Linked DNA regions of Mus musculus: region 2 is linked to region 1. Evidence: chromatin loops called from intact Hi-C (ENCODE). Cell type or tissue: left cerebral cortex. All regions are shown on one strand. Each heading gives the region's core, and the rest is flanking DNA. Links, peaks and the distances in the headings are about the cores only. Region 1 overlaps Pla2g4e (phospholipase A2, group IVE). Region 2 holds the start of Pla2g4e (phospholipase A2, group IVE).

Evidence for each region. Peaks named below come from ENCODE experiments on the same cell type or tissue, not always from the same donor. Only the 100,000 strongest peaks of a DNase experiment are listed, where the experiment ranks them.
Region 2: a loop joins it to region 1, with 2.5 times the contacts of the local background. A loop is called at or near these places in 6 of 42 quality-filtered maps.

Annotation. Positions count from the first base shown.
Region 1 is chr2:120,169,731-120,179,370 of GRCm38, reverse strand. Pla2g4e (phospholipase A2, group IVE) reads left to right here. Exons shown (of 20, transcript NM_177845.4): 13 at 2,427-2,649; 14 at 5,004-5,118; 15 at 5,581-5,718; 16 at 7,546-7,653; 17 at 8,060-8,263; 18 at 9,176-9,342. Among named protein-coding and RNA genes, the nearest start is that of Ehd4, 20 kb to the right of the region's middle. In left cerebral cortex, for the core only: CTCF peaks have their summits at 1,982, 5,469 (motif pointing left) and 8,464 (motif pointing right); DNase peaks (open chromatin) are centred at 5,466 and 8,474.
Region 2 is chr2:120,240,098-120,249,737 of GRCm38, reverse strand. Pla2g4e (phospholipase A2, group IVE) reads left to right here and starts at 4,403. Exons shown (of 20, transcript NM_177845.4): 1 at 4,403-5,052. The coding sequence starts at 4,831. In left cerebral cortex, for the core only: a CTCF peak has its summit at 4,120; DNase peaks (open chromatin) are centred at 4,440, 5,527, 5,904, 6,326 and 1 more place; H3K4me3 peaks cover 3,182 bases; H3K27ac peaks cover 3,034 bases.

The sequences.
Region 1 (9,640 bases), core at 947-8,946:
TTCTGTTGGACTACTGTGTGGTAGACAGAAGACAGGGCCTCAGGCCCAGTCAGAATGTCAAAGTAAAACATTCACAGGGCCCCTGAACTGGGGAAAGCATGGGGAAAATTGCCTTTTAAAACAACAGTTAGCAGGCTAGAGAGATGGCTCAGTGGTTAAGAACCCTGACTGCTCTTCCAGAGGTCCTGAGTTCAAGTCCTAGCAGCTACATGGTGGCTCACAACCATCTGTAATGGGATCTGGTGCCCTCTTCTGGCAGTCAGGTATACACTCAAACAGAGCACAGAATAAACAAATCAATTTTTAAGTTTTTTTTTTTTTAATCAACAAAGATTAACAAGCTGATACATGCCTCTAATACTAGCTAACACTCAGGGGGTAGAAAGAGGCAAGAAGATCAGCAGTTCTAGGACAGTCTCAGCTATCTACTGAGTTGGAGGCCAGCCTGGTCTATATAAAACCCTGTTAATAAATGAAGACTAAATTAATAAAACACTAGCAATGGGTTTGGGGAAACTTTTCAAAAGTATGAAAGTAACAAATAAGTTTTATGGAGGGCAGGGTACTATCTGTAGAAGAAATCCCACCATTTTCCATCTTTCTTGGAACCAGTCCTAAGAAGGAAGGAGACACTTGTTTGTATATTGGGAGTCCTTAGACAAATTCTCCTGCCACTGTGGGTGCTCTGGAACAGAATAAAGAGGGCCCTTCCCTACGTTGACATACAGAAGTTTGATCCAACAGAGTCAGACCCAGACCCAGCTAAGGACCACTGAACTGGAGAACAGAGAGTTAGCTGACCATTGCTTGTCAAGGTCATTCAGCTCGTGACTGGAGTTTTTAAAGCTTTCTTCTAAAAGATTATTTTAAATTATGTGTCCGTGTGTACTCACACAATGCTTGTGTGACTATGCCCGTGTGGAGGACAACTTTCAGGTCTTGGTTCTTTCCTCTTACCACAGAGATGCCCAGGATCAAACTCAGGTAGCCATGCTTGTCAGCAATCATCTTTCCCTGCTGAACCATCTTACTGGACCCCAAACCTGGGCTTTAACTCAGTCCAGGGCCTGTGTTCAAAGGCCGCTACCAAATAACTGTAAAGTTAAGTCGCTTCAGCGGAGCCATGCTGGACTTCTGTGGGGCAAGCAGGAGACAGAGAGGACCTCAGGCCCAGCCTTGCTGCCTCCATTCACCACAGTCCACATAAAAGGTTTTTTTGTTTTGTTTTGGTTTGGTTTGGTTTGGTTTGGTTTTTGGTTTTTCGAGACAGGGTTTCTCTGTATAGCCCTGGCTGTCCTGGAACTCACTCTGTAGACCAGGGTGGCCTCGAACTCAGAAATCCGCCTGCCTCTGCCTCCGGAGTGCTGGGATTAAAGGCGTGCGCGCCACCACGCCCGGCTCACATAAAAGTTAAGGAGGAAAAGAGGGGGTGGAGAATGAGAAAGAAGGGGAAGGAGAAGAGGCAGAGGAGGAGCAACGAGATGAAACAAACCTTTTCAATACTTACTTTAAGTATGTGAGTGTTTTGCCTGCATGTATTTCTGTGCAGCATGTGCATGCCTGGTGCTTGCAGAGGCCAGAAGAGGGTGTTGGATCCCCTAGATCTGGAGTTAATGATAGTTGTAAGCTGTTATGTAGGTACTAGAAGTTGAATCTGGGTCCTCTGGAAGAGCAGCTCTGGGCTCCAGGAAGTGAAGCTTGAATTAGTGTCCTAGTCCGGAATCAGCCAATCCAGGAATCAGATGTTCCCATCCCTACCTCTTCACAGCTCTGGTGCTTCACACAATGCTAGCTTTTATGATTTTTTAATTTTTTTTTACAAGAACTGTATGAGCTGGGTACACCAATCACAATTCTTTGCCACTTCAGTTAGGGACACTGAGGCAAAGAGTGGCTAAGTAGCTTCCCCAAGATCACATAGCAAGTGAGTGGTAGAGCTTGGTTTTGAACCCAGGAAGATCTGAGCCCAGAAATCTTTTTTTTTTTTTAAGATTTATTTATTATTATATCTAAGTACACTGTAGCTGTCTTCAGATGCACCAGAACCAGAAGAGGGCATCAGATCTCATTCTGGGTGGTTGTGAGCTACCATGTGGTTGCTGGGATTTGAACTCAGGACCTTCAGAAGAGCAGTCGGTGCTCTTAACCACTGAGCCATCTCTCCAGCCCTGAGCCCAGAATTCTTATCTCAACTATCGTGATACACCCAACATACAACATGCATTCAAGAGAGGGAAACGGTCAGTTACGAGGTGCAGTGTTTGCTTGTCTCTTGCCACAGGCCTCCCTCATTCCCTCTCCTCTGGGCTCTTCTCCTGCCAGGTTTGGGACTCCCCATGATCTCATGATCTGCCCATCTTCTGTCCCATCTGGACATAGAGTTGCTCAGACCAGGTCTAGGGTCATCTGTGCTTGTCTCTCACCAGGACTATGGCTACCTTGTACAGTGATCCTGAGTGGTCCTCCAAAAACCTGGAGACTGTTGTCTTTGAGGCCCGGAGACATGTTGTCAAAGACAAGATGCCTGCCCTGTTCCCAGATCAGCTCTACAAATGGCGAGAGGACCTCCAAAAGCATAGCCAGGAGGGCTATAAGACCACGTTTACAGACTTTTGGGGCAAGCTGATCGAGTACAGTCTGGGAGATAAAGTGAGTGTTCAAGTCTTTCCTGGGTCCCACCTGCCTAGACTGGTATCAAATCATAGTCTTTCCTCCTCTGAGCCTCTATGGCCAAAAACATTAGGTTAGACCTGCAGGTGCACCATCATGCTGGAAGAATCATGGGGTGTCCAAACACATATTGGGGTGATAAAGATGGTGAGGTCATCTTTCACATCCCTTTCAGAGAACTAAGACCCCATGTTGGGCGAGCCTGGGTGCTCCCCTGCATACACGAAGCGTATTTTCTGAAAGCCATTCCAAAGCATCCACAGGAGAAAATGGGAAAGGAGCTGAGCAGAGCTAGAGAGCTGTTAATCATGCTTTCAGTCTGACCCCACAAAGACAAGGAAAAACCAAACAGAAGCATGTAAGTGTTGTGTGGCCTGGAAAGACTCACAGCAAGACCCTTGTGTTAAGTTCCTGATCCAGCAAGAGACCCTTCCTCAACAAACAAAGTAAGAAGCAATTGAAGAAGACAGCTGATGTCAACCTTGGAATCTATACACACATACACACATATACACACACATACATACACATGTACACACACATACACCCACATACACACACATACATACATATATACATACATACACACTTGCATACACCATCATGCATGCAAACACACATTAAGTATATGTGTGCATACCACACATATAAACACATGAAACACATAAAAAGAAAAGGAAATGAGGCATTTTGAGCAGTCAACAATAAGTTGACTCTTATTTTTTGTTGTTGTTCTGAGATAAAGTCTCACATTGTATAGCCCAGGCTAGCCTGGGACTCACATAGTTGGAGCTGGCTTTGAACTTGTAGTTATTCTCTTGCTTCCTCCTTCCAAGTGCTGGGATTACCTGAATGTGCCACCAAACTGGGCTAGCTCTCATCTGTAATATTTACTTATTCCTCTTTCATTTTTTTTAGGTGAAAGATAATTATTTAGATTTATTTTATGTGTATGATTGTTTCACCTCCGTGTGTGTATGTGTGTGTGTGTGTGGGGTGTCTGTGGGGGGTGGGGGGGGTTGTACCACGTGTGCCCACAGAGGTCAGAAGAGGGCCTTGGATCCATCTGCCTCTGTCTCCCACATGATGGGATTAAAAGCATGCAATATCACAACGGGCATCAAAACAATTTGTAGCAATAATAATCGATAGTAGCCCACATGATGAGGAGAAAACACGACAGCTTTCTAGGCAGAGAGTCTGAGTGTTCTGAGGCTCTCGTGCAATGAAGAACTGGGCTAGGAGGAGAGAGGCACGGCTAGGAGGAGGCCTCTGCTCTTCCACTCTGGCTGCAGCAGGAACCCACTGCCCTCCAGTACTCCTGACCCAACTGGGCTCTTCCCTGAGTCTGTGGCTTTACTTTTAGGACATTTAATCCTATATTGTTCAGATCTCTGGGTCCACGTGTGATAAGTACCCTATTTTGCTTCAGAGAAGGGCTAAGAGTTGTTGGCCAGCACAAGTGTTTGCCATTCCACCCAGGGTCCGGAGTCTTTATGCACAGGGTAACCACAGATAGTCAGAGCTTGGGTCCCTAGTACCTCAGCTTTGCCTCATTTGTGCTGCCTGATTCACTTTGGGACACAGTGGCCCAGGTGTCAGGATTTGCCTTAATGACACACAGAACTCTTGGGACTTGGGGTTTACCTAGACTGTCACCTACTTTCAGGTTTTTAAGCCTCTAGTTAGGAAGGAGGAAAGGAAGAAAGGAGGGAGGGAGGGAGAGGGAGGGAGGGAGAAAGGAAGGAAAAAAAGGAGGAAAGGAAGGAGGGAGGGAGGGAGAAAGGAAGGAAAGAAGAAAGGAGGGAGAGAGGGAAGGAAGGTAGGAAGGAAAGAAGGAAGGAAGGAAGGTAGGAAGGAAGGAAGGAAGGTAGGAAGGAAGGAAGGAAGAAATAAGGAGGGAGGGACAGGGGAAAGAGATTTTCCTCTTAAATTTTGAGAGAACCCAACACACCAAAATAATAAGACAAAATTTCCTGGTGCCACTCAGGTTCAGTAGTGAATGGGAAATAATAGCACTAAGAAGGAACCATGGTGCCCTTTCTGACCTCCACCAGATCCTCTAGCTCCTGAGACACGAGAACCCTGAGACCCCAGGAGACAGCCTTAAATTACAGAGCCAGCCCCACCCTACTTAGCTGCCAGGCAGCCTAAGAAGAAGCTATGCATTCTCCAAATGCATTTAAGAGTTGACAGCTCCAGTCGGCTGCAGCCAATACAAGTCACCTGGGGGCATCTGGAGCCTGGAAATAGCTGTTAAGGGTTCCGATTGTTCTCTTGTTCTTCACTGACTTAGTGTCAGCAACCTCCGCTAAGCATTGGTGTCCCTACAGAAAAACGAATGCAAGCTGTCAGATCAGCGAGCTGCTCTGTGCAGGGGACAGAACCCTCTGCCCATCTACCTCACCATCAATGTCAAGGATGATGTAAGCAACCAGGATTTCAGAGGTAACGCTGCTGGCTAGTGACTTAGATGGGGTCCCTTCTTGGCGGGTACAACACACCCTTTACCAATCTCCACATCAATAAACAGTGCCCCACAGCTGAAGAAATCTCCCTCATAAGTGGAGCCGATCAGGCAGTGTCTCCTAACGTTCCGGGGCTTATCTAAAGAGTCAGTGAGAAATGAAGACGGTGAAAAATGAAACTCTAAGATTTTCTCAGGCTGCTCAAAAGGGGAACGTAGAAGGGTCCATTTTTGCCCCTGTTTATCCAACTTCAGGGAGCAAAAGTTGAGCCCAGCGATTTGTAGAGTTGTTTTGTCCTGCAGCAAGTGCCCCCTTGTGTAACAAAGGGGAACTGCAACTTGCAATCGCAAGCTCCCCATGGCCCTGGAGCCACTGGGGGGCTGGAGGGAAGGCTGTGTGGATGACTCCCCAACCTGAGACTAATGTTGTTCCCTGTGTACAGAATGGTTCGAGTTCTCCCCCTACGAGGTGGGCATGCAGAAGTACGGAGCCTTCATCCCCAGCGAGTTATTTGGCTCCGAGTTCTTCATGGGGCGGCTGATGAAGAGGATTCCTGAGCCGGAGATGTGCTACATGCTAGGTGACTCCCTAAGATACTCAGCCCCAGAGAGGGCCAGGCCTGCCTTTGACTAACAGATAACAGGGAGAATCCGGGCCCATTGCTGGTCGCCTTGCTTAGCCTTGAGCTCTTGAACTTTCTGGATTTGCTGCTTTGCATGAAACCAGGAGGAGCTCCTGAATCTACTTCCAGATCGCAACTGCTCTAATCTTCCCAAAGCCTGTTAGGCCCAGGGAGACTTCAGTAAAGGGAGGATCCCAGCACCCTGGGCTCCTGTGGTCTATTTGAGGTTTACTCAGAAGATCTTGCATGGAAGATCTGAGATATGGAAAGCTGAGATAGGAAAAAAAGATTTTTAAAAAGATATTTGTGGCTGGGATTTGAACTCAGGACCTCTATCTAGAAGAGCAGTCAGTGCTCTTGACCACTGAGCCATCTCTCCAGCCCCATGAGAGAGAAGATTAGCACCCCAACTTTCTCCCTGCCTGGCTCCAGGCAGCAGTGGGTCTGCTTGCAGGAAAGACACAGCATCTCAGATCCCAGGCAGAGAAGACCCCCAACAGAAAGGACAGAGCCACTGGTTGGGGAAGCCTAGCCAGCTCCCTGTTCCTTGCTCTTTGGTTCCTCAGAAGCCAAGGTCACTGAGTACAGGGTCCACGGACTGTGACAGCCAATCTTTGTCCTTTGCTTCAGAGTCTCATCTGCAAAAAGTGACCTCAGAAAATAAGCCTATCATTACAGCTTCAAGGGCTGCTGTTTAAACTTCTTTTTTTGTTTGTTTGTTTTGTTGTTGTTTTTGGAGACAGGGTTTCTCTGTATACTGACAGACTGACAGGACAGCTCTGGCTGTCCTGGAACTCACTTTGTAGACCAGGCTGGCCTCGAACTCAGAAATCCGCCTGCCTTTGCCTCCCGAGGGCCGGGATCAAAGGCATGCGCCACCACCCGGCTTGAACTTCTTTTATTTAAACAGGATGTCTATCGACTTACTCCAGAGCAACCCATTTCAGAAAATCTAACTCAAGGCTCATTTCTTCTACGAACTCCACACTGCAGCTCACAACCCACAGTTCCTTCTTCCCTGAGACTTGGTCCCATATGCTTCTCAAACCTGTAGATCAGTTTGATCTGGTTCTTCACATGTTAGCTGCACAGAGGTTGTCTATTACCTAATTTCTCTGGACCTGTTTTCTCATCTCCATGTAAGATGAGAAATTAAATTAAGTTAAGAATATAATCATTAGTATTTGCTTGTTGGCGATAGGGTCTCACTCTGTAGCCCAGGTGGGCCTGGAACTTATTTTATAAATATCCTAGGCTAGTTTCAAATTCATGTCAGTCCTCTTGCTTCAACCTCCCTACTGGGACTACAGATGTGAGTTCCTATATCTGGCTTTATTATTATTATTATTATTGAAATTTTAATGTATCTTTATAATATTACTATATAAATTTTACATTAAAAGTAAGATCCAGCCTTATGTGTATCAAGGCTTACTGTATACCAGATACTGTCTTAATGCTTTCTTCATGTAGACTGATGCAAGATCAGAGCAGGGCCTGAACTTAAAGCCTACACTTTCAGCTGTCATTCCCCGACATAGCTATGCCTTAAGCACTCCCTGCTCCCTGCACTGAGGGAAGGGAGAAAAAGAGCTGAGCATTGGTACCGTCAGTCTGCATAGAACTGTCCTGTGGGAGACAGAAATCCAAGTCGGCCCTGCCCTGCCCCACCCTCCAAATAGCCTGGCCTAGAGTAGGCATGGGGATAAGGCCGAACCAGTGAGAGTTGGGGTGGGCAGGCAGGGAGTCTGGGGACAGTTGCTCATGACCTCTCTGCTTCTCTAGGGTTGTGGAGTAGCATCTTTTCCCTGAACCTGCTTGATGCCTGGAATTTGTCTCACACCTCAGAGGAGTTTTTCTATAGGTGGACAAGGGAGAGACTGCATGACATCGGTGGGTGACACCCTAGTTCCCCTCTTGGGTAGTGAATATACTGGGTATGGGTCATGAAGCAAGGACTGATTGCCTGTCAGGGTTTCCACATCACCCCAGACATGGGAAGGCAGTTTGCCTAGAGCATCACTGGGGGCAGGGCGGTTGTAGGCGGTACTCATGCTGAGGCCAGAAGGATGCTTCTGATATCCAGAGAGCTGATAAGCCTAGGGAATCTGTGAGCACAGAGAAAAACCAAACTTCTGGGCTCGCCATCCTCGCCGGGGCCTTCCTACCTTCTCTTTCTCCTTTTCTATACCCTCCATATCCTCCACCCTTGTCTCATAAAATGGATCGCTCTCTGGGGTCAAGCAACCAGGTACTACCCCAGCTTTTGTAACCTGCCCTCTATCCCTTCTCCCTACAGAAGATGATCCCATCCTGCCTGAAATCCCTAGGTGTGACGATAACCCCCTAGAGACCACAGTAGTGATCCCAACGACATGGCTGTCCAACACCTTCCGAGAAATCCTCACACGCAGGCCCTTCGTGTCTGAGTTCCACAACTTCCTGTACGGGATGCAGCTGCATACTGACTACTTACAGAACAGGCAGTTCTCTATGTGGAAAGGTACCACAACCTGGGCTGGCAAAGTTGGGAGGAAGGAAAAGCAAGCATGGATGTGGCCATAGAGGAAGATGGTCTCCTCTGGTCATGTTAATGGGCAGAACACAGCCAGCTTGGGTAAGGGAGGTGGCGAGGAGGGGAGTGGGGCAGGGCATGACACTCTATTTATGACTGAGAGCTTGAATGAATATGGCTTTGCCAGCAGGGGGCAATATAGGCATTAATTAGTTAATTGACTGTGACCACAGAATCTTCCTAGCAGTTCCAGCTTCAGAAGTTGGCCCAGTTGTACAAATGGAAAAATATGGACTTTTTTAGCAATATCTTTTGGGAGCACCTTTGACTGTGAGTGGTGCCCCCATTGCAGTTGAGGACACACAACCCAGCTCAGTCTCACAGCCCCAGGCCTTAGGCCACACTCTCATAGCTGGGATTCTGTATGCCTCCTTGAAAAGGCTTTAGGGACTAGGGCTAACATTCGTCCTATCCCACCATATGGCAATCTTCTCTGTTGTTTTATTTGTCCACAGCCTGCAAATTCCCTTCAGCATGGACTGTTATTTTGTCCTTGCTTTCTGGTGACAACGGGGCTGATAACTCTGGGTCCGTGGGTATCCATAGTTTATAAGATGCCCTTAAGCCCTTTCTTCACCACTAGGTCTATGGATGGGTCACAGTGGGTTTGTGTGCATAACCCATAGAAGACTTGCTAAAGCTTCAAGAGCATGCTGGTGTCCACTAGCCTACACAGAAAAGTAGGACTCAGTGCCCTAGGGAGTATGTGGGAGGCTAGAGGCCGGGGCTGAAGAGAGAAAGTTCCAGGGAGGGCACTCAGTACATACCAGGGCCTTCACCTCACCCACAGCTGACATCAGGTCACCTGGTAGGATGGTAACGAGAAGGCTTGACTTTCAGACACAGTACTGGACACCTTCCCAAACCAGCTGACACAGTTTGCAAAACACCTGAACCTGCTGGACACTGCGTTCTTTGTCAACTCCAGCTACGCACCCCTCCTTAGGCCAGAGAGAAAAGTCGACCTTATCATCCACCTCAATTACTGCGCAGGATCCCAGACAAAGGCAAGTATTACAGAGACATCCCCGGCTTCAGGGCTCCTGCGCGGTTACAGCACCATCACCTCAGAGGCCTGAGCGGCTGCAATGGAAGAATGTGCTCTGCAAACACACTCTGAGACTAAGGCATGGCACGGTGCAGGCTAGAGGACTAAATCTCACAGGCAACTGGCCGGCTTTCATGCGCTGGGACTTGGGGTTTACATGCACTCAGTAAATGGCAACTTTATTATCACGTTTGAGCATCTGATATACTTGGTCATTTTTCAGCTGAAAAAAAAATCATGATTCGTTTGTAGTATCT
Region 2 (9,640 bases), core at 969-8,968, 70 kb before region 1:
GGAAACAGAAAACTATTATTCTGTTGAAAACCAATGAGGAATTAAATTGGTTTAGTTACATTTGCTCTGAAAAATCCCTCTCCCTTCTTTTATTTAGAATTATATAAATTTAAAAGTACTTTCCTGCCTTAAACAATTGGAAAAATATACAGCCTTCCTTAATCCACCTGAGCACCACCCCCTTTCTTTTTACCAATCTCATGTAGTTTCCATAAAATAGACTATGGAGAAAAAGTTACTAAATTAGTATGCTTCTTATAAAAGTGTTTATGTCTTCAAGGCTGTAAGAAAGGGAGAAACCAAAACAATCATTTTAAAGCTACCTGGCCCTCCACAAAACCTTCCCAACCGCCCTTGGTAATGTGTCATCTTGTACCGTGTCACCCCATAAGGTGTTACCCCGTAATATGTCACCTTGTACCGTGTCACCCTTTAACATAACACTTGTAACTGTAAGGTTATGAGTAATGTGACCCCATGAGCGTCATTCTGTAGCTCATCACCTCATAAGGCATTGGTGTCACCCTGTAACATTCACCTTTAGCTGCTTCTGTCACTCAGTGCCTTGTTCCTCTTTCCCTCTTTGCTTCCTAACACCTCACTTCTCTGACCACCTGTGGGCCCCTTTGCCCTGCACCAGTCCCCTTCAGGGACAGAGGACACATTGACAAAGCACCATAGGTCCAGAGCTCTGGCTGAGGAGGAGTCATTATAAATATTTCACTGTCTGTGTATTTGAGTTCAGAGCACACTTGCTATTCAGGATGGTGTCGACTGACCTCATCAGGGGCCAGTATCATCAAGAATCCAGTGGCATCACTATGGGAAACATGGGGTCTTCTCATTCTATCCAAGTAGGGAATGGACGGGGACTGGGCTCTGGTCACCTAGAATGTCTGTTGGAACAAAAACGTTCTTAAAGGATTCAGATTCGGAAGCATGGAAGGCTCAACTGGGCTCCTCTCTGCCCACAGGATAGGACACATGTTCCAAGTCCCAAATTGTCCCCACTTGTACCCTCTCTGCTGAGGCGAAACTCCAGAGCATGGAGCACAACCGGGAGCTAGACCCAAGCAAGGAGAGGGTCTTGGAGAGCAGAAGGAAGAAGAGGAGGAAAGTGGGCTGGCAAGAAGACTCAGTGAATAAAGGTGCTTGCCACCATGCCTTGAATTCTATCTCCAGAATCCACCTGGTGGAAGGAGAGAATCGAACAACTTCTTCTTCTTCTTCTTCTTCTTCTTCTTCTTCTTCTTCTTCTTCTTCTTCTTCTTCTTCTTCTTCTTCTTCTTCTTCTTCTTCTTCTTCTTCTTCCTCCTCCTCCTCTTCCTCTTCCTCTTCCTCCTCCTCCTCCTCTTCCTCCTCCTTCTTCTTCTTCTTCTTCTTCTTCTTCTTCTTTCTTCTTCTTCTTCTTTCTTCTTCTTCTTCTTTTTTTAGTTTCTTCGAGACAGGGTTTCTCTGTGTAGCCCTGGCTGTCCTGGAACTCACTTTGTAGACCAGGTTGGCCTTGAACTCAGAAATCCACCTGCCTCTGTCTCCCAAGTGCTGGGATTAAAGGTGTGTGCCATCATGCCCGGCTGAGAATCGAACTTCTTAAGTGTACTGTGTGTGTCTCCCTGCACAAAAGTTAATAAATGAATGCAAATTTCAGAGAGAGAGAGAGAGAGAGAGAGAGAGAGAGAGAGAGAGAGAGAGAGAGAGAGAGAGGGAGAGAGGAGAAAGGGTACGATGTGGCATCATGGGGACTACCATTACTTCACATGGTATGAAACAATTGCATGGATTTGTTTTGGCTCGGGGCTGGTGAGATGGCTCAGTGGGTAAGAGCACCCAACTGCTCTTCCGAAGGCCCAGAGTTCAAATCCCAGCAACCACATGATGGCTCACAACCATCTGTAACAAGATCTGACGCCCTCTTCTGGAGTGTCTGAAGACAGCTACAGTGTACTTACATATAATAAATAAATAAATAAATAAATAAATAAATAAATAAATAAATAAATCTTTAAAAGAACTTGAGAATATCACCCTGAGTTTCAGGGGGTTCAGTCCATCATAGCAGGCAAGGCATGATGGGAAGGCATCATGAAGTTCCTGATGAAGGCTCCTTACATGTGTCAGTCCAGGAAGTAGAGAGTAGTAGGGCCAGAGCCAGGGGTTGGGTCTATAACTTCAAAGGTCTATAGCTGCTATGCCAGCAAGAACACTTTTTCAAGGTTCCATGGTTCCCCAAAATAATGCCACCAACTGGCATTGAGCCTGTAGGGGCTATTTAAGGGTTAAATCACAGAAGCATCCTATGAGGCAGGGAAGGACACCTCTATTCTCCCATTACAGTGAGCTGCCATCTACACACCTGCATCATCACACGCACGCACACACGCACGCACGCACGCACGCACACACACATGCACGCACTGACACCAGATCAGACCCATGGCCAGACTCTAACTGCTCAGCTGCCTGGGCCCATGCTCCCACCATCATTCTAGGTCTTACTTGAGTGCGGGAATTGGGGGGGGCAGGGTATTGAGGAACAGAAGGTTCCCCAGGACAGAGAACTCAGCATAGAGGTACATAAGCTCCCCTTTGTCTTCATGAAGCCCCCGAAATATTAACCAAAAGAAATCTTTACTTCTGAGGCTGGGGAGATGGCTCAGAAAGTAAGGTGCCTGCTGTGCAACTGGATCGAACTTGAGAATATCACCCTGAGTGAGGTTCTGAGACCCAGAAAGAGGCGTGTGGTGTGTTCTTAATTATAAGTGGACAGTAACCATAAAGAGCAAGATAACTATGCTACAATCCACAGACCCAAAGAAACTGGGTAATAAGGAGGACTCAGGGGAGGATGTGAGAATCTCACTCAGAGGGAAACAAAATAGTCATCAGAGGTGGATGGAGTGCGGGACTGGGTGGGAGAGGAGGTGAAGAAAGGAACAGGGATGGTGATGATCAGGTGTGGGAAGGGGAGGGAGGGGGCTGGGAGTGAGAATGGAAATCAGTGGGGGGAGCATCTCTGGGACAAGCTGGAGACCTGGGTTGGGAGGAGGCTACAGGGAGTCTATGGGGGTAGCCTTAGCTGAGATCTCTACCTACCAGCTCTTCCAGTAGCCAGGTGGGACTTCCAGTGGAGGGAGGGGGACATCAACCCACCCACAAAACCTTCACCCCAAAATTTGTCCTTCCTATAAAATGCACAGAGATGAAGATGGCGCAGAGACTGAGAACGGCCAACCAATGGCTGCCCAACTTGAAACCCATGCCATGTGAGAGAGCCAACCCCTGACACTGTTAATGATGCTCTGCTCTGCTTGCAGACAGGAGCCTAGCATAACTGTCTCCTGAGAGGCTTCATCCAGCAGTAAAGGGAAATAGAGACCCACAGCCAAACATCAGGCAGAGTTTGGGGAGTCCTGTGGAAAAGTGGGAGATAGAGGCTGGAGAGATGGCTCAGCAGTTAAGAGCACTGATTGCTCTTCCAGAGGTCCTGAGTTCAATTCCCAGCAACCACATGGTGGCTCACAACCATCTGTAAAAGAGATCTGATGCCCTCTTCTGGTGTGTCTGAAGACGGCTACAGTGTACTTTAATAAATATAATAAATATTAAAAAAGAAAAAAGAAAAGAAAAGTGGGGGATAGAATTGATCAAGCCAGAGGGGTAAGAACACCACAAGAAGACCCACAGAATCAACTAACCGGACCTATGGGAGCTCAAAGACTGAATGAACCATTATCCAAAGAGCATGCCCTGTAGCAAATGTGCAGCTTGGTCTTCATGTGGGTCCCCTAACAATTGGAGGGGGTGCTGTCTCTGACTCTGTTGTCTGCCATTAGAGTCCCTTCCCATACCTGGACTTCTTGGTTGGGTCTCAGCGGGAGAGGAGGTGCTTAGTCCTGCTGGGACTAGATGATCCAGAGTAGTTGGTACCCAAGAAGGGGGTGTGTCTTCTCCCGCCTCTGAGGAGAAGGGGAGAGGATAATGGGAGAAGGGTTTTGTAAGGGCGGGACTGGGAGGTGAGGAGGGAATGGGACTGTGATTGGGATGTATAATATATAAAAAATTTGGGGGAAAGGAAAAAGAGAAAAAACTAAGCAAGCGTGTTGTGTTAGCGCACTGCAAGATGGCGCTGGAGAGGCAGCTCAGCTTCTGCGGTCAGGAGCGCATGCTGCTCTTCTAGAGGACCTGGCTTGCTTTTGTTTTTGTGATTTTAAACATAATACCATGGTGCATTCTCTTTCAACTTCATCATATCATTTATCAAGCCAGACGAAATGAGAGGCAAGGTTAATGACCAGTCTCCACCATCAGCTGAGAGCCTAGAGGTGGGTATTTGTTTTCATAGCTCAAAACAGAGATGCGGGATGAGGAGCAACAATTGAGCAATGGCTTTACGGGATGAGAATGCGAGTCTCCTTTAGATCCTGCTAGCCTCAGGCATATCGCCAGCCCCCGCCCCCCTTCTCTGGGATATATTGAGTTTCACGCTTAAAAATAGCTCTTGCAGTGCAGAGCTGGAGACAGCCCCGAGCCTGAATCGCAGCTCTGCAAAGCCGGTCTCTCCTCGTCTAGCACTACGTAGTGCGGGGCGGCGGCGGCGGCGCAGTCCTTGTTGCGTGCTGACCCTCTGCACACCACGGAACCTTTCTTTTACTCTTGCCAACCAGGTTGCTCGAAATGTTTCCGGCGCTCCCTTAGCGAAGCTGTGACCTCTTTCCCTCCCTCCCTCCTTAAAAATTTATCTGACATTTCTCCTGGAGGAACCTGCTGACACCTTTCCTTTCTCCCAAACCTCTCCTGAACTTCCCTGAGGATAAAATCGGCTCCAGCTCTATGCAGTCTATTCCACACTCCGATGAAGCAGACGTGGCTGGGATGACCCACGCCTCAGAAGGCCACCATGGCCTGGGGACCAGCATGCTTGTCCCAAAGAACCCACAAGGGGAAGAAGACAGCAAGCTAGGAAGAAACTGCAGTGGATTTGAAGATGCACAGGACCCACAGACTGCTGTGCCCTCCTCACCTTTACTTTCCATGGCTTCTTGCAGTTCTCAGGTATGTCTTTTTTCTGAGGGGAAAGGCTCCTGTCCCCTTAAACTTGATCCCGCCCCTCTCCTGACTCTGAATAAGATCACATGTGTTCTTGCAGTTTAAAGCTCAGATTTTGTTAATTTTTTTCTTTTTCTGGAGGTGATCCCTCTCCAACCCCATCAACCTACCTGTCTTTACCTCTTTGTGTTCAGAAAACCAGCTAACAGAAGTCGTAACCCTTGAACGAGTGTATCCTGCTATGTATCCAATACTCTGTTAGGCAAGGATTCATGTATGCACTTAGTGAGATGATAAAGCTTGGAGATATTAGACATCTATTTTTTTTAAAGATTTTAAAAAAGCTTTGTATATGTATGTGTGTGACTATGTTTGTGTATGTCACATGTGTACAGTTATCTACAAGGGCAGAAGAGGGAGTCAGATCCCCTGGAGCTGGAGTTACGCCAGAGCCTTCAGCCTTGTTAAGGAATCTATTCAAGATCACACAGGTGGTTTTGAATATGAATGGCCCCCATTGGCTCATACATTTGAATATTTAGTCACCTGGGAGTGGACCGCTTTGGTAGAAGTAGGACTAGTACTGTTGCTTTGTTGGAGGAAATGTGTCATTGGGGGTGGGCTTTGAGGTTTCAAAGCCCCTGCCAGGCCCAGTAGTCCTCCCTTCCCAACCCACCTCAGCCCCCTGCCCCACCCCCACCTACGGATCAGGATATAACTCCCAACTAAGTCTCCATCACCATGCCTGCCAAATCTGCCACCAAGCTCCCACCATGCTAAAAATAGACTAAGCCTCTAAAATTGCAAACCAGCCTCCAATTAAATTCTTTCTCTTCTAAGAGTTGGTATGGTCATGGTGTCTCTTCACAACAATAGAACAGGGACTAAGACAGATGGGTATCTATTTCTATTCGTGAGATACTGAGAAGAAAGAAGGCCATGCTAGTGAAGGACCCAGCATAGTGCCTGGGACATACCGTACCAAGTGCTCAAATATGCAGTCCACACGCAATCCACACAGCAGTGCTGTTCATGTGGCAACATGCTACTGAGAAGGGAGCAACATCTTAAATAAGTCCTATCTGATAAATGTCGTACTGTACAAAAGCCAAAGTGCGTCAGCTCCCTCTCTCTGCTTCCCTCTGTTTGTTGCTGGGGATCTGGGATGAAATGGTGATTCACACTTTGAGGTCTATCAGTGAGCCTGGCCTATGTCTCCCTCACAAGGAGCAGAGGCTGGGGACCCCTCACCTCCTACAGACCTTACTGGTCTCCCGTCTCCCCTTTGTCTGGCCCCTGGCTGGGTGGATCCATCCTGAGCTTCGACCACAGGGTCATCATACCTGTTCCTGGAAGATGCAGCTTCATACACGCATCCTAGCCTTGTGAGGGATGCTGTGGGTGGCCCCACCCTCAGGAGAACATGGCTCCACCCCTTAACCAAAGTGATGGCTCTATAGAAGGGTGGCACCTCTTATGGTGACCCTTCTCAGAGTCACAGATGCTGAGCAGCCAAGAGCCCCCAGGGGATGCCAGCTAGGCATTCTCTTGCTATGCAAAAAGGAGAGGCAGGAGTTGGGACAGCCTTCCTCCCCTTTGCCTTGGTAAGGAAGTCGCTGGCCTATCCTTGCCTGCTCAGCATCCTATGCCTCCTGACTCACTCCTAGAGGCTCAGTTAAAAGGTGATGGCAGCAGTTAGGGCCCAGCGGTTTAGTATTGGTCTCATTGAAATGGGTGAGAGCCTGGGTGTACACTGGGGAATCAGCTAGGACCCCACCCCTTGCTCTGTAATCTGTCCTCCTGTTAGCTCAGAAGAGGTCCTCAACTCCTTTGTCTTCCTATTTCCTTATGGATGGAGACATAGCAGGTAGGCAGTTGATAAGCTGCTTAGCCCAGGGCCCCAGCACCTGAGGGAGCAATGGAGGCCATCCTTAGGTTTCTTCTCTTCTGCCTTTGCCCTTCCCACATGTATTGGCATTTAGGAATGACGTGGTACCTGTGATGCCCTTATCTTTCTTCCATCTGCTTCGTAGCAGAGAGGCCACCTATCTGGGACATAGGCCACCACAGACATTTAATTCTTATACTTTATTTTATTATTTCATTTTTGTGACTATCACTTCATGTATGATATTAATACAATAAAATACATTTAATCTTAAATTTTTAAATTTTTAATTAAACTTAAGATTTGCTTCTAAGGTTTCTTTTTTTTGGTTTTTACTTATTTATTTTTTAAGATAAGGTTTTTCTACATAGCACTGTATATAAGAGTTCTGGAATTCTGTTTTTTTTAAAAACACAGAAATAAGCCGGGCATGGTGGCGCATGCCTTTAATCCCAGCACTCGGGAGGCAGAGGCAGGTGGATTTCTGAGTTCGAGGCCAGCCTGGTCTACAGAGTGAGTTCCAGGACAGCCAGGGCTATACAGAGAAACCCTGTCTCAAAAAAACAAAAGGCAAAAAACAAACAAACCCACACAGAAATATTATAGGAATGAAGATTTGAATCCCAGGTGTGGGGTGTGGGGCTGCTTGGGACGCCCGCAGCAGCTGACCAGGATTTGCTTTGTGCTCTAACAGAAACATGATTTTTTTTTTTCAGATGCAGATAATTTCTGTGATTGTGTGATGTTTGGAGTTCTGGGAACTTTTCTGAGGGTGCATAAACTTTCCAGCCTTGATGCTCAGGGATGGTGGTTGGTGGTCATTCAGGGGATAATTGAGGCTTATTAGTACTCAGGCTTAAAGGAGAAGCAAAAGGAAAGAAATTAGACTCAGGGATCTTCATCTCTCCCCCCTCCAACCTTCTTTCTCGCCTATGTAGTGATGAAACTACAGGTGAACCCAGACGGTGAGAGGAGAGGGAGGGAGGGTGGGAAAAAAGAATCTACAAAGTATTACTATGCAGATCAGGCTGACCTCCGACTCAGAGAGGTCTGCCTGTCTCTGCCTCAGCATGCCTGACTTAAAGTCTCTTTTAAAATATACTAGAGGGGGCTGGGGAGATGTCTCAGCAGTCAGTAGTGTATTGTGTACCGCCTTGTACGTGTAGAAAATGAAACTACTAAAGAATAGAGTAACGGGTGCTGGAGTCCAGGTAGGGAAGACGGAGGGAGGGGAGGGTGGCAGACAGGACAGGAGGGGTGAGATGGCATCTGCTGTCATGCAGTACAGGAGGAGAACTGTGATGTTCCAGGGACCCAACATTCTCTTTTGTCCACTTTGAGCTCCTGTACTCACATGAACACACCCATACACAGATGCATACACATAATTAAAACAGATCTTTAAAAAAATTAACTATTTAAATATACTTGGAGGTTAGGATGAGAGCTCAGTAGTAGAGCACTTACCCAGAAATTACTTATACAGGGAGGGCCCTGGGGTCGGTCCCCAGCATCACACACATACAACCCCAGTATTACACACATGCACACACACACAGCCCTGGGGTCAGTCCCCAGCATCACACACACACACACACACACACACAAACACACACACACACAAAATGCACCTAAACAAACCAAAAGTATTTTAACACATAGCAGCTTCATATATTTATGGGACACACTGTGACATTTAAGTAGATGTGGCTATCAGACATTTATCATTTCTTCATGTTTGGAAGATTCAAACTCCTGTATTAGTTATTGGCAAATATTCCCTTAATTGTCATCAATCATAGTTATCTTAAAATGTTTGGAAAATATTGAGGCAGATATATTGTAAACCATTCAACCTACTACAATAATCTACCTTCAGTTTTTTTCTTACATAATATTATGCAATTAGGCTTATAATATTTGGGTATATCTATCCCAAGGCATACATTAAAATTAAGGTATGTTTTTTAGATTAAAGCCTAAAGTTCATGATTACATTTTTGTGTTTCTGGGTGTGGTAGTGGACATCAAACCGAGGGCATCAAAAATGGTAGGGAAAAAAAAGATAGCTCTAGTACTGAGCTATAACTCTGGAACTTCATAATTATAACCCTATGGCTTGGTTAATATTCCACAGTGTGCACGTAGGTACTCTATAGTGACGTTGGGCTCTATAATGAACTGTCAATTTCCATGATATTTTTTCAGAGGCTGCTCAGGTGGTCATCCATGAAGACCTTTGTAAAATGTGTAGAGATTAAGTGGCCACAGCCTTAGCCAGCTCTGCAGGGGTCATGTGTGACTAGGGACATGTGGGCACATATGGTGTACATGGAGTCCTTGATAATAATCACATGGTAGCTTTTGAAGGAACAGCTCACTAATTCTAAAATGGCTTCTTCTCGGTTCTCTGCTTTGGTATTTGGAGGGTTCTGTCTAGAACCACCCATATGAACTCTTCTTTCTGGGCAGTGTGTAGCCGCCAGTAAATCCCAGCTCATCAGGGTGACTGGGCCTCCCTCCCTGGAGTTACATTCCCTGCCCAGTGTTCTTGGGAAACTCTTCTCAGGCTTGCCACATTCTCCTGAGAAAACCAGGAAGCACATTAGAGGCGGCTTCTTTTTTAGCTCGGTGAACAAATGTGTGTTGAGTTCCTACAATGTGCCTAGGATTGATTGTTTCAGGAGTGGGAGACAGCACTGAGCA